3 separate regions of the Mus musculus genome follow, and all the other regions are linked to region 3. Evidence: chromatin contacts called from ENCODE Hi-C or POLR2A ChIA-PET data. All regions are on one chromosome and are shown on one strand. The core of a region is the stretch at or near the end of the contact, and the rest is flanking DNA. Distances in the headings are between cores, read along the strand shown.

Region 1 (3,913 bases), core at 264-2,763, 33 kb before region 3:
AAAATGTTTTGCTGGAGCCAAGGTTCACCTAAACTCTACATAGTAAACCCAATGTACACTTCATATCTTTTTTTACTGTTGTTCTGACGGAACAAAATGCACCCATTATAATGGGAAAAAACGTAAATCATTGTGTTCATACTGTTCCCAAGAAATGAAAGCCACATTTTTTTTTAGATGATCCACAGATCTTGTCTTTTACCTCTTGTGCTGACATCAATAAATGGGAGAAAAAACGAGGGGAGTGGGTAAAGGGTATAGCCAATATATAAATAATTCGGGGGTACCATCATTACACGTTTCTATTTATGAAGGAAGCCGACAGCCCCAAACGATTACTTTCCTCAAAGTAGCAAGCATTTCTTCCTAACACTTTCTGCTCACGATAAAGATATGAATAAAATAAGCATTCTCTTCAGGTACAATCTGGTAATCCTAGAGACCAGCCCTCTTCAGGGTGAATGAAGCATCTTTCCATTACCGGTCTACAATCGCAGTACAAGAGAATTGCAATGGCTAGAAAGGAAGGGCACAGATCAGTACTACCCTGTGGAGAGCTGTTGGCCACAGAAAGGCAGAAAGTCATCATCTGTACAGAAGCCAGGCAACTCAGAGGGTTTCCCGAGCTCTCATGAGAGAGAGCTAACTACAGCTTCCTCGTTCTCCAAGGAAAAAGATCTTGCTATCCTTATCGCTGGAGGGAAGGTTTTTCTATGCCACCGAACAGTCCGGAAAATTACACGCGGGAGTGTGCTGGAGGCGCCGGGTGTAGTAGTAGGTGCTTCTCCTCCCCCTGCCTCGTTCAAGTAGTAGTGAAGGGCGCTACCTCCATGTTATTAGTAAAGTACGCCCGTGGTACCTAGAGGCTTCGCTTCGCAGCGGAGCACCGGGTGGCGGCCGCTCTAAGAGCGGGTTCAAGGGTGGGAGAAGACTCTCGGCTCCACGATCTAGAGGGTGTGGAACCGGGTGCCGCCGTGCCCTGAAGGGCCGCCACTCCCGTGCCCGCCCTCCCCGCCTCTCCGAGAAGCGAGGCAGCCCGACCCCAGTACCTTCTTGACCGTGCGCGGCGCCTCGGTGACCGTGCCGTCGGGGCTGACCAAGGCCTCGCCGCCGTCGCGATGCCGCTGGTGCTGGTGATGAGGGTCGCTCCGCTTCATGGCGGACGCTTGAGGGACCTTCCCGGCCGCAGGGCTCAGAGCCGCGGTGGGCCCCGAGCCCGGGCCGGGGGCCGGGGGCCGCTCCGCCGCGGGAGCCGGAGCTGGAGCCTCTGGGTCCCCGCCACCCGCTGGGGGTACCATGGCGCCCACGGCCGCCGCGCTCAGTCCCAACTGGGGCTCCGCCTCGGAGGGGCTCAGATCCTTCAGCTCCACCTCAGGCACCTTGGCGGCTGCCGCTGCTGACACAACCTGCACCGACATCACCGCCTCCACTGCAACCGCCGACTCTGACTCTCGCACCAGCTCCCACTCGGCCCCGCCTCCCGCCTCCCTTCCCCTTCCCTCCCCCATACCCCCACTCCTCCCCTCCATCGCCTCCGCTCCCACCCCCTTCCTCCGCCCGCCCGCTCGCTCGCCGCCAGCCCGGCCTCTCGAGCCTCGCCCCACCCCTGTCTGACTCACGCGCGAGGCGCCACAGAACCTGTAGTGCGCTTGCTCCGGGTTGCACGCGACTAGAAGACCGTGGGACCTCAGCAACCAACTTGCACTGCGCTCGCCTCGCGGGGGGGTGGGTGGGGGATAGGCCGCAGAGTCCCCTGGGAGTTGTAGTCCTTTCGTCCCTCCTCCGGAAAGTAGTTTTTGATGGAGAGGGAACTCCCAGGACAGCGACTAACAGAAAAGTATAAAAACGGATGACGCGACGGAATAGATGAGGAGAATGTCTCCAGAGGGGTTGTGGTTTCCGGAAAGGAATGCCAGAAACCCCAGGGAAAGTGGGGGGCAAGAATGACTCGCTCCCCTGACGGCGTGAATTTCCTCCGGAGTGTGCGCATGTGTGCTATCACGTGGGCGGCCTTTAAAGGAAAAGCGGCAGGTCAGGTGAGATGAATTCCGGCTCCAGGCTAGAAGGCATGGGGTTTCTCCATTCCGTTCCGAGCCTTTCTTCAGTGGGTTGGTTTCTAGAAGAAAAGAAATAAGCCATTTCCTGCTGTCATGCTTTCTGGCGTACTCTTGAATTAAGTAACTAAAATCAAATCCCCAAAGAAAGAAATCTCGTCAGGGTATGGTGGAGTACGCAGTAATAATTTGAACATCTGAAGTGTATGCGTCACCAGTGATAATAGTTCGAGGCCAGCTGAGCTATGAAGCAAGGCCCTGTCTTTAAAAAAAAAAAAAAAAAAGTTAATTCTACCGCACACATGTAATTAAAGGACCAGAAAAGAACTGGGAATCTACCCTGGGCCCTCTAAATGAGCAACAAATTCAATTAACTTTTGACCAGATCACCAGCTGCCAGTTTTATTTTTAATAACAAAAATAAAATAAAATTGCGTACCATTTGGTCATAGTGGTAAGCCCAACACTCAGGAGACAGAGACCTGAGAATCAGAAATGTGTTGAGGTTAGCTTTGACTGCTTAGCCAAAGCCTGTCACAAAAAGAAGAAACTTACCTGAAAGTAATGTTCTACTGATGATAGAATTTTTTTTCTTTTAAGAAGAGTTCTCCAATAGTCTTTTAATGATAAAAGGAAATAAATGCTTATAATTTTAAAAATCAGACTAAAAGCCAGGCGGTGGTGGCATAAGCCTTTAATCCCAGCACTTGGGAGGCAGAGGCAGGCAGCCTGGTCTACAGAGCAATTTCCAGGACAGCCAGGACTACACAGAGATACCCTGGCGGGGAAGGGGAAGGGGCATATAACAACATCAAGATGGCTTATCAGTTAAGAGCATCTGCTGCTCTTCCAGAGGTCTGGAGTTCAAGTCCCAGCAACCACATGGTGGCTCACAACCAACTATAGTGGTGATCTGATGCCCTCTTCTGACCTGCAGATGTACAAGCAGTTAGAGCACACATATACATTACAGAAAGAGGGAGGAAGGAAGTTAGACTAAAAAGTAGGAGACAACACCATACTTTCTAGGGATTTGAGAGTTGGCTCAAAATTTATGAGCCCTTGCTGTAATTTGTTCCCAACAACTACATTGGGCAACTCACAACCACCTGCAACTCCAGCTCCAGGGGGTGTGACACCCTCTTGTCCTACAGACACACACATATGCATAAGCTTAAAAATTATTTTAGTTGCACATTCTTTAAATTTTTATGTGAATATTACCTAAAGGGGGAAAAGGGCACTAAGATGTGGTTGACTTTTAGCATATTATGAGGTAGGCTTTTTTATTCCTAAAGAAACTGAGGCAAAGAGGATTATGGTTTGTGGCTGTTCAAAAAGTGACTGCAGCCCTAACAGCTCCCTTGGACTACCGGCCAGCTTGTCATTGGAAAAGCTACTTTTTTCTAAGCAAGAATAAGACAGAGACAAACGGGGGCTGGTGAGATGGCTCAGTGGGTAAGAGCACCCGACTGCTCTTCCGAAGGTCCAGAGTTCAAATCCCAGCAACCACAAGGTGGCTCATAACCATCCGTAACAAGATCTGGCGCCCTCTTCTGGAGTGTCTGAAGACAGCTACAGTGTACTTACATATAATAATAAATAAATCTTTAAAAAAATTGTCCTTAAAAAAAAAAAAAAAAAAAGACAGAGACAAACGGAGAAATCGCCTGCTTGAGTTCCTGTCATGATCCTTCTAGTACCGTGGAAGTCTCTTCATGTGGGAGCTTTAGGAGCTGTCATTTCCCGGTCTCTAAGTCTATGCTGGAAGGCACCTGAGCATTGCCATTTCCACAGAACCCAAAAGTCTGCCAGACACAAGAGCTTATTAGGCTTTCTCCTCACATGTCCGGTTTTGA
Region 2 (3,466 bases), core at 754-3,253, 41 kb after region 3:
GAAGGTGGTTTCACTAGTGCCTGCCCCTTTGTGGTGAGTTCCCCTTAGTACATTCCCTCAGCCCTGCAGGGTGGTGGAGAGGGCTTTTGCTGTTTTCAAATCTCCCAGGGAAGCAGAAGTAAGGCCAAGAGAACTTGGGTTGACTGGTTACCCCAGCCACAGTAGCAGCCATCCAAGTCCCGGGCTTTCCCTACACACATGCTGGCTCAATTGAAAATCACCAGCCCAAGCCTGCTAACCAGCTGGTGCCACGGGTGAAAATCCTGACTGTTGTTGCGATTTAACTTTCTCCTGTATAAAACCGTGGAAGTTCAGCAACTGCTGGATTTTCTAGTTCCAAAACCGAGACTGTGACAGAAGCCCAAAACTTCAATCTTCCCAAGAGTACAATGGCTGAGAGTGAGCGTCATCACCACCCTCTGGGATGTCTCTCATTTGTCCCAATAGGCTGGCACTTATGTACCCTGTGCCTGTGCTTCACACCAGGGCCCCTGTGAAACCTTTCCAGCAGTGGCCTTGGATCTGCCTTTTCCCAGGAGGCCGTTCAGGCCCACTATTATTCCCTCTGGCAAATCTGAACTATTGGTCTCAGGCTGAAAGAGGCAAAGATGATAGGCTTCTGGGCTGCAGCTTTGGTGCAGTAGAAGCTGGCAGAAGAATGGAGAGATGGGGAAGGACTTCCCCTTGTTATCAAATCCAGAGGGGCCCACGCACTCTCTGGCTATGAAACAGGACTCAGCTAGCATTCTCTAATGGGCTCCCCCTCCCCCTGAATTCTCAGCCCTCTCCTGCCATCCCCCAATACACTGCATTAGATTTTTGCTGGGAGGAAGGGCAGGCCTGTGGACTTGAACATATTTACCCAGATCAGTCAAATCAATAAGGATGGTAGAGAGGGGACGGAAATCCAGGTGTCAGGAGCTCGGGGTTAATATTGTTTACACTTTTCCACCCCAAACAAAAGATTCTGAAAGGAGCCATAGCTTCCAGCCCAACAACAACAACAACAACAACAACAAAATCCTATTTGAATCATCTGAAGCCTGTCAGCTCCAAGTAGAGAAGCTGGTCTTGAAGAAGGTAGGGCAAAGTTTAGGGCCATGCTGGGGTACACATCGGACCTGGAGACCATTCTTAACCCTTTTCAGCCCTGACAGGAGCAGACACCCGAGGCCTGCAAAAGGGACAGATATAGTCCCTTGACACAAGCCCCTGAGGAACTGGGGCGAAGGAAGGCTTGGGGTTTCTCTTCCTTCTCTCTCCCTCCACCCCCGCCCCGCGCCCCGTATGGCCAGTCGGGCCTTCCAGCCCCCAGGCCTGAAAGTCCCTAACCATGAAATATGCCCATGGGGCTGTCCAGCCAGCTCTTTCTTTCCCCAAACCCTTTTTATTTCATGGCCTGACACAGATCCTCATCCCTGCTAAAGCTTCATCCCTGGCAGCAAGGATGATTGCCCACCTCTTAACGTCCCCTTTTGACACGGCGCCACTGTGGTTTTCCTCCCCCGGAGAAATGCCCCCAAGTGTCACCAGCTCAGAAAACTACGAAGCACCACTCGACACGCTCCTGGGCACCGGGCAGCCCAGGCCAAACCTCCCAGCCTCAGGCAGCCCCCTCGGCGCTCCAGAGATGCCCGAGAGTCCGGGTGCCCCCTGACCCCCCGAATCTCACCCAGAAGAGCATGTTGAAGAAGAAGAGCAGGTATTTCACCAGCGGGCTGACGAAGGAGAACTCGTCCCCGTAGGCAGCCGGCACGCCAGGTCTCCGCGCCATGGTCCGCCGCTGCCCCCGGGGGGCCTATCTCCCAGCGGCCACCGGCCCACCTGTGCGCCCTGCAGCCCGGGGCGGGAGCCGCGGGGCCACGGGGACCCGAACGCCGGGGCAGCCGCGCCGCGCCGGGAGCCGCCCGAACCGTGCGTCGGGGAGCCGCGCGGCCAGGGAACGGCGCCGCCGCTGAAGCCGCGGCGGGCAGCGTGAGCAGCGGAGACTCCACCGCGGCCGCAGACCAGCTTGGCCCGCCCGGCTCTCAGGAAACCGGGCCCGCCCCCCGGACGGCCATTGGTGAGGCTGCCCGAGGCTGACTTCTCATTGGTCGGCGGCCCATGTCACTAAGCAGCCAGCCATCCCTCTCCTCCGAGAGGCGGGGGAGACACCTGTTCTGTGAGGGACAACTTGCTAAAGGGTCAGTGGTTCTGCTTCTGCCCGCCTAGACGGAAAGCCTGCAGGCTGCAGCTGCTTAAGGGAAAAAGAATGAGGAAAAGGAATGTTTCCTGCATCCCACACCCACGTCCTCTGCCCAGTTGCTGTGCACGCACGCAAACACACGTACGTTAAAATCAACAAGTACGCACTTTGTGTGTTGAGCAATTCGTTAAACGCTGTGGGAATAGAAAAGAAGGTTGATCCTCAGGGATCAAGACAATAAAATCAGAGTGACAAATGACAGGTACTAACAACCAGAAAGAGAAGAATAAATACCCCTGCTTAGCAATCAAATACTTTAAATGCTCGTTTTAAAAGCCTCATAACCTAACAGTGGAATTCTCAAACCATCCTTTTCTCTCATTACCGTCCAACCTCTCTATCCAAACCCTCTCAGAACGTTTGTTTACGTGGAGACACCGGTTTTTTGTTTTTAATTTTGTTTTGTTTTGTGTTTGGCATGTTAATAGGATATGCACAGATTGACTCCCAAGTACAATGTGGTGTACATTGTACTAGCTACACAAGTACGATTTTAACCTGGGGAGGAGTCTGATTTTGCCATCAATAGCGTGATTCCCCAAGCTACACTTTTTGTAACGTTGAGTGGGAAAACTGCAGCGTAAGGCATTGATCAAATAAGAATCTGTTAGTGCATGCAAATGACTTACACGGAGATGGCTGATAAGGGGGCTCACTAAAATGTGGTACTTTCACTCCTTTAAAAGATTCTTTTAAAATGTGTGTGTGTGTGAGTGTGTGTGTGTGTGTGTGTGTGTGTGTGTGTACCACTGTGCACACAGGTGCTGATGGAAGCCAGAAAAGGATGTCAGATCCCCAGGAACTGGAGTTACCGGGATTTGTGAGCTCCTTAAGTCAGTGCTGGGAACTGAACTTTGGTCCTCTGTAAGAGCAACAAGTGCTCTTAATAACTGAGCCATATCTCTAGCCCTGGTATTTTGTTTCAATAGGATTCAAAATCCAGTGTGGAAATACAATAACTGCATGAATAACTATTATGTAATTGGAAGAAGTTGAGCACCAGAAGGTGTCATGGCGGGAGAAACGAGGAGGATGAGATTTTAGAGACAGTGGGGACGTGAAATCCAGGTGGACACAAAAAGGTGTGTCGAAGCTTGGACAGATAAAAGCAAACCGCGTGTTGTGTGGAAACTAAGCCTATCACTTTTCCCGGCTTGGTGCAGCGGTGCCTGAGAATGCAGTATGTGTTCAACTGAATGGAGGCTGTAGAAGGACTTGAGA
Region 3 (3,638 bases), core at 435-2,934:
CTCAGTCCAACTGGGTGACAGGCAGAGAGATAAACCATCCTAAATAGCCTAGGAAGGACTTGTTTGATGTAGTCTGCTGTTTTCAGGCTCTGTCACAATCCTACCCCAAGGAAAGGACTTTCTGCCACTCTGGACGGTGCCCACAGGCTCTCAACACCCCAGACTTAATGTTCCTCCACAGCATACACTGGCGTGAGGCTTCACATTTCCACAGAGCCACAAACAACTGTTTAAATCGTCTCCCTCCTTCTTAACCCGAGTGGATCAGAGCTTCCATTTTTCAGATAAGGAAACTTAAACGGGTAAAAACAAGACAAAAATCATTGGTTCCCTGGGCTGATCTAAATCAAGATTACCAGGTGGTTCGTTTGGCTTTTTAGTTACTACAAGGAGGCATTTTTTTTTTCCTTCTCAGAATGTACAAGTTTTCCTCGCCCCTTCCCTCCAAATCCTTAAATGTCTTCCACCTTCATCCTCTCTTTCTTCTCTACAACTCAGATTGCCTCAAGGTCTGAACACTGCCCAGAATCCCCATGGACTGTTGCTTCACGAATACATCTCTTCTCCCTCCTTGCATCCCCCTAACCCCATCCTTACTCGGGCTCTTTGTGACCGACTGGCTTCCCTGGTCTCTTGCCCCGACCCCTTCTCCAACACGCAGAGTCTCCTTCCCGCACGCAACCTGTCCCAAAAGTTCCGGACTCGTTTCTCCAACTATTCCGGGTGCAAGCCGCGCCCGCCCAACAGTTTGAGGCCTGAGCCTTTTCTTTCCGTCAGTGGCCGGTCCCATCACCTCCGCGTCGCAATCCCGACTCCCGCGCGCTTACCGGACCAGAGCACGAGCTTGCCGTGCGCTTCCTCCTGCGAGTCCGAGTCCCCAGCCAGCAGCGTGGTGGTGGCTCCGTAGGGCAGCGCCGAGCCCAGGCACACGTTGTAGCGCAAAGGCTCGCAGTGGGCGGCCCGGCCGCAGTGGCTCAGCAGCGGCGGCGGAGGGCTGGTCACCGGCACGTCCCTCCTCGAGCTCCCGCTGGCGCTGTGAGGCCCAGGCCCGGTCACGTTCCCGCTCAAGGCCGCCCCCCGGCCCGGGCCCCCCAGCAGTACCAGCAGCAGCAACTGCAGCAGCCTCCGGGGCGCCAGCTCGGGCCCACGCACGGGGCGGCCAGCGGCCATGGCCAAACAGCCAACTCAGCAAAAGCTGAGGCGCCCCGGAGCTCCCCGGAGTCCCCTGGCCACACACACGACCCCGGGGGCCGCGGAGGCTACTTAGGCGACCGGTGCGCCCCGAAAGTCTGGGGCCAGCTTTCGCCAGGCGCCGCGCGCGTCCGGGCCCCTCGACTCCCAACTTTGCAAACTTTGGAACCCGGGCCCCATGTTGAGCAGCGCAGGCCCGGGCCAGGATGCACAGACCCCGGACTCCCTGGCCTGGAGATCGAAGCTGTCTTCAACCCTGGGAACCCTCCGGGGCCCCGATCTCCAGCCCCATTCCCTCTCCCACCATTAAAACCGACTCCCAGCCCCTCGATGGAGGCCAGGCGCCGGCCGGGGGGGGGGGGGGGGTGCGGGAGTGGGTCCCCGGCTCCGCCCCCACGCCAGCCCGCGGCCCAGCAGCCACCTCCGCGCGAGCGCGCCGCAGCCCCCTGAGCTCTCCCTGCCGACTACCGGGCTCCTTTGTTGCTCTAGCTGGCCCTGCTCTCTGGAATGCACGGGCCTCGCGGAGCCAAGCCCGGCCCCCCCATCCGCGGAGGCTGGGGGAGGGCCCGAGCGAAGAAAAGCAAGGGGAGAGTCAGACGCTGGAGAGGAGGAGCCCCAGCTTTGGCGGCCTAAATGCCCGAAGGGGCTGGGGTGGGGGTATTCGGGAACCTTCACCCTACAGAAGACCCTCGCGGGGGGGGGGGGGGGGGGGGATGCGTGCAAGTTGTGTCCCAGAGGCACTTGACTGAATCTTTAGTTGGTCCTAAGGTTGTTTGACGTGACTTTTAGGAGAGGACATTTCTCTCAGTTTAGGGTGGCAGGGGGATGCCTAAAGCAGGCAAGAGTTTTCACTCCATTCCTGCCCAATTCCCCAGCCCTACCAATCTTTTCTTGCTTTTTGTTAGTTAGATCTTTCTCAACTTTACCTAGAACCCTGGTGGAGAAGAACCGGAGTTTGGGGGTTTTGCTTCTTTAAATTCTTCCTGCTCGAGATATATATGGGGAAATAACCTCGGAGTCACTCAGAGTAGCTGCTGTTACCTGTGGGGACAGATGTCTATCCTGAGAACATGTCAACACCAAGCCTTTATCGCTCAGGTATGTCAGGGCTGGATGGACTGTGATTTCCATCAACTGTCCCTGATGCACCTTCGGGTTTGTCCGCAGGAAACTAGTCCATCTTGGATGAATACCTGTGGCCCAGCTGCCTCATGAAGTTTCTGTCGTTCCCTTCTCCACTCAGTTCTTCTTTCTTTCTCTCTTTCTTTCTTTCTTTCTTTCTTTCTTTCTTTCTTTCTTTCTTTCTTCCTTCCTTCCTTCCTTCCTTCCTTCCTTCCGTCAGTTCTTTCTTTCTTGCAGCTTCTTTAAGTCACAGCTCCCCTAAGCAAGTCTCCCTCAACGGCTAGGAGACTGGACTGAATGAACCTTGAGTAACTTTTCCTTGTTGACGGACAACTCAATAGCATAGCTTTTCATTTCTTGTTTCTGTAAGAATAGCTCACAGTCAGCCAGATATAGATCGTTTCTGTTATCTCTGTTGTTTAAGAGCAAATTGACTCCTACACTTCAGATACATGCTTAATTGGTACCCAAGTCTCCAGAACTATGTGAGGAATCTAATTCAATTTGGGGGCTCATTTTGTGTTTTAATTTTATTCTTGTTGGTGTGATAAAATATCCTGACATAGCAACTATAAGGCTAAAAGGATGTATTCTGGACTCACAATTCTAGGTCATAGTCCATCATTGTGGAAAACCTTAGACAGGGACCTTAGCTGGTTGCATCCACAATCAAGAGCAGAGAGAAATGAATACATGCATGCTTACTGGTACTCAGCACCTTCTCTGTACTTAACACAGTCCCGGATCCCCTGTCTTGGGAATGGTGCTGCCCATCACAGGCAGACCTGCCTATATCACTTAGTGTAATCAAGACAACCACCCACAGACACACCAACAGGCTGGCTTCATCTAGAGATCCTGCATGGAGATTCTCTTCCCGGAGGATTCTAGATTGTATCAAGTTGACAATTAAAACTTTCAACAGAGCCTGGCGTGGTGGTGCATGCCTTGGGAGGCAGAAGCAGGCGGACTTCTGAGTTCGAGGCCAGCCTGGTCTACAAAGTGAGTTCCAGGACAGCTAGGGCTACACAGAGAAACCCTGTCTCAAAAAAAACAAAAAACAAAAAACAAAAACAAAAACAAAAACCCTATCATCAGAAGCCTTCCTAAAATCCTAGCATGTACTCAAGTGGTGGTATCCTTGTAGAATTTGAGAGTTTTTATTTTTCTGTGCTGGCAAGACTTGCTCTCAAGAAACATTCACAATGTCATGAAAAGTAGCTAATTTTATCCTCCAGTACAAGGACCTTATCCTCATACTCTTTGTATCAATACTCTTTGTATCAATACTCTTTGTATCAACATCCACAATGTCTTGCAAAGCA

The links. A loop is a pair of places that touch in the nucleus more often than their neighbours do. ChIA-PET counts read pairs that join two places held with the same protein, here RNA polymerase II (POLR2A).
Region 1: a map of heart shows a loop between it and region 3 (2.9-fold over the local background). The contact joins the promoter of Ahcyl2 here to the promoter of Smo in region 3. A Hi-C loop is called at or near these places in 3 of 37 maps with a recorded cell type or tissue (T-helper 2 cell and heart). POLR2A ChIA-PET finds 5 or more read pairs at or near these places in 4 of 5 experiments (Patski and embryonic stem cell).
Region 2: POLR2A ChIA-PET joins it to region 3 with 37 read pairs in Patski. The contact joins the promoter of Tspan33 here to the promoter of Smo in region 3. POLR2A ChIA-PET finds 5 or more read pairs at or near these places in 3 of 5 experiments (Patski and embryonic stem cell).

The regions. Positions count from the first base shown.
Region 1 is chr6:29,766,043-29,769,955 of GRCm38, reverse strand. It overlaps Ahcyl2 (S-adenosylhomocysteine hydrolase-like 2), which reads right to left and starts at 1,513. Exons shown (of 17, transcript NM_001171000.2): 1 at 1,050-1,513. The coding sequence starts at 1,418.
Region 2 is chr6:29,692,751-29,696,216 of GRCm38, reverse strand. Tspan33 (tetraspanin 33) reads right to left here and starts at 2,003. Exons shown (of 8, transcript NM_146173.3): 1 at 1,673-2,003. The coding sequence starts at 1,774.
Region 3 is chr6:29,733,543-29,737,180 of GRCm38, reverse strand. It overlaps Smo (smoothened, frizzled class receptor), which reads right to left and starts at 1,684. Exons shown (of 12, transcript NM_176996.4): 1 at 828-1,684. The coding sequence starts at 1,170.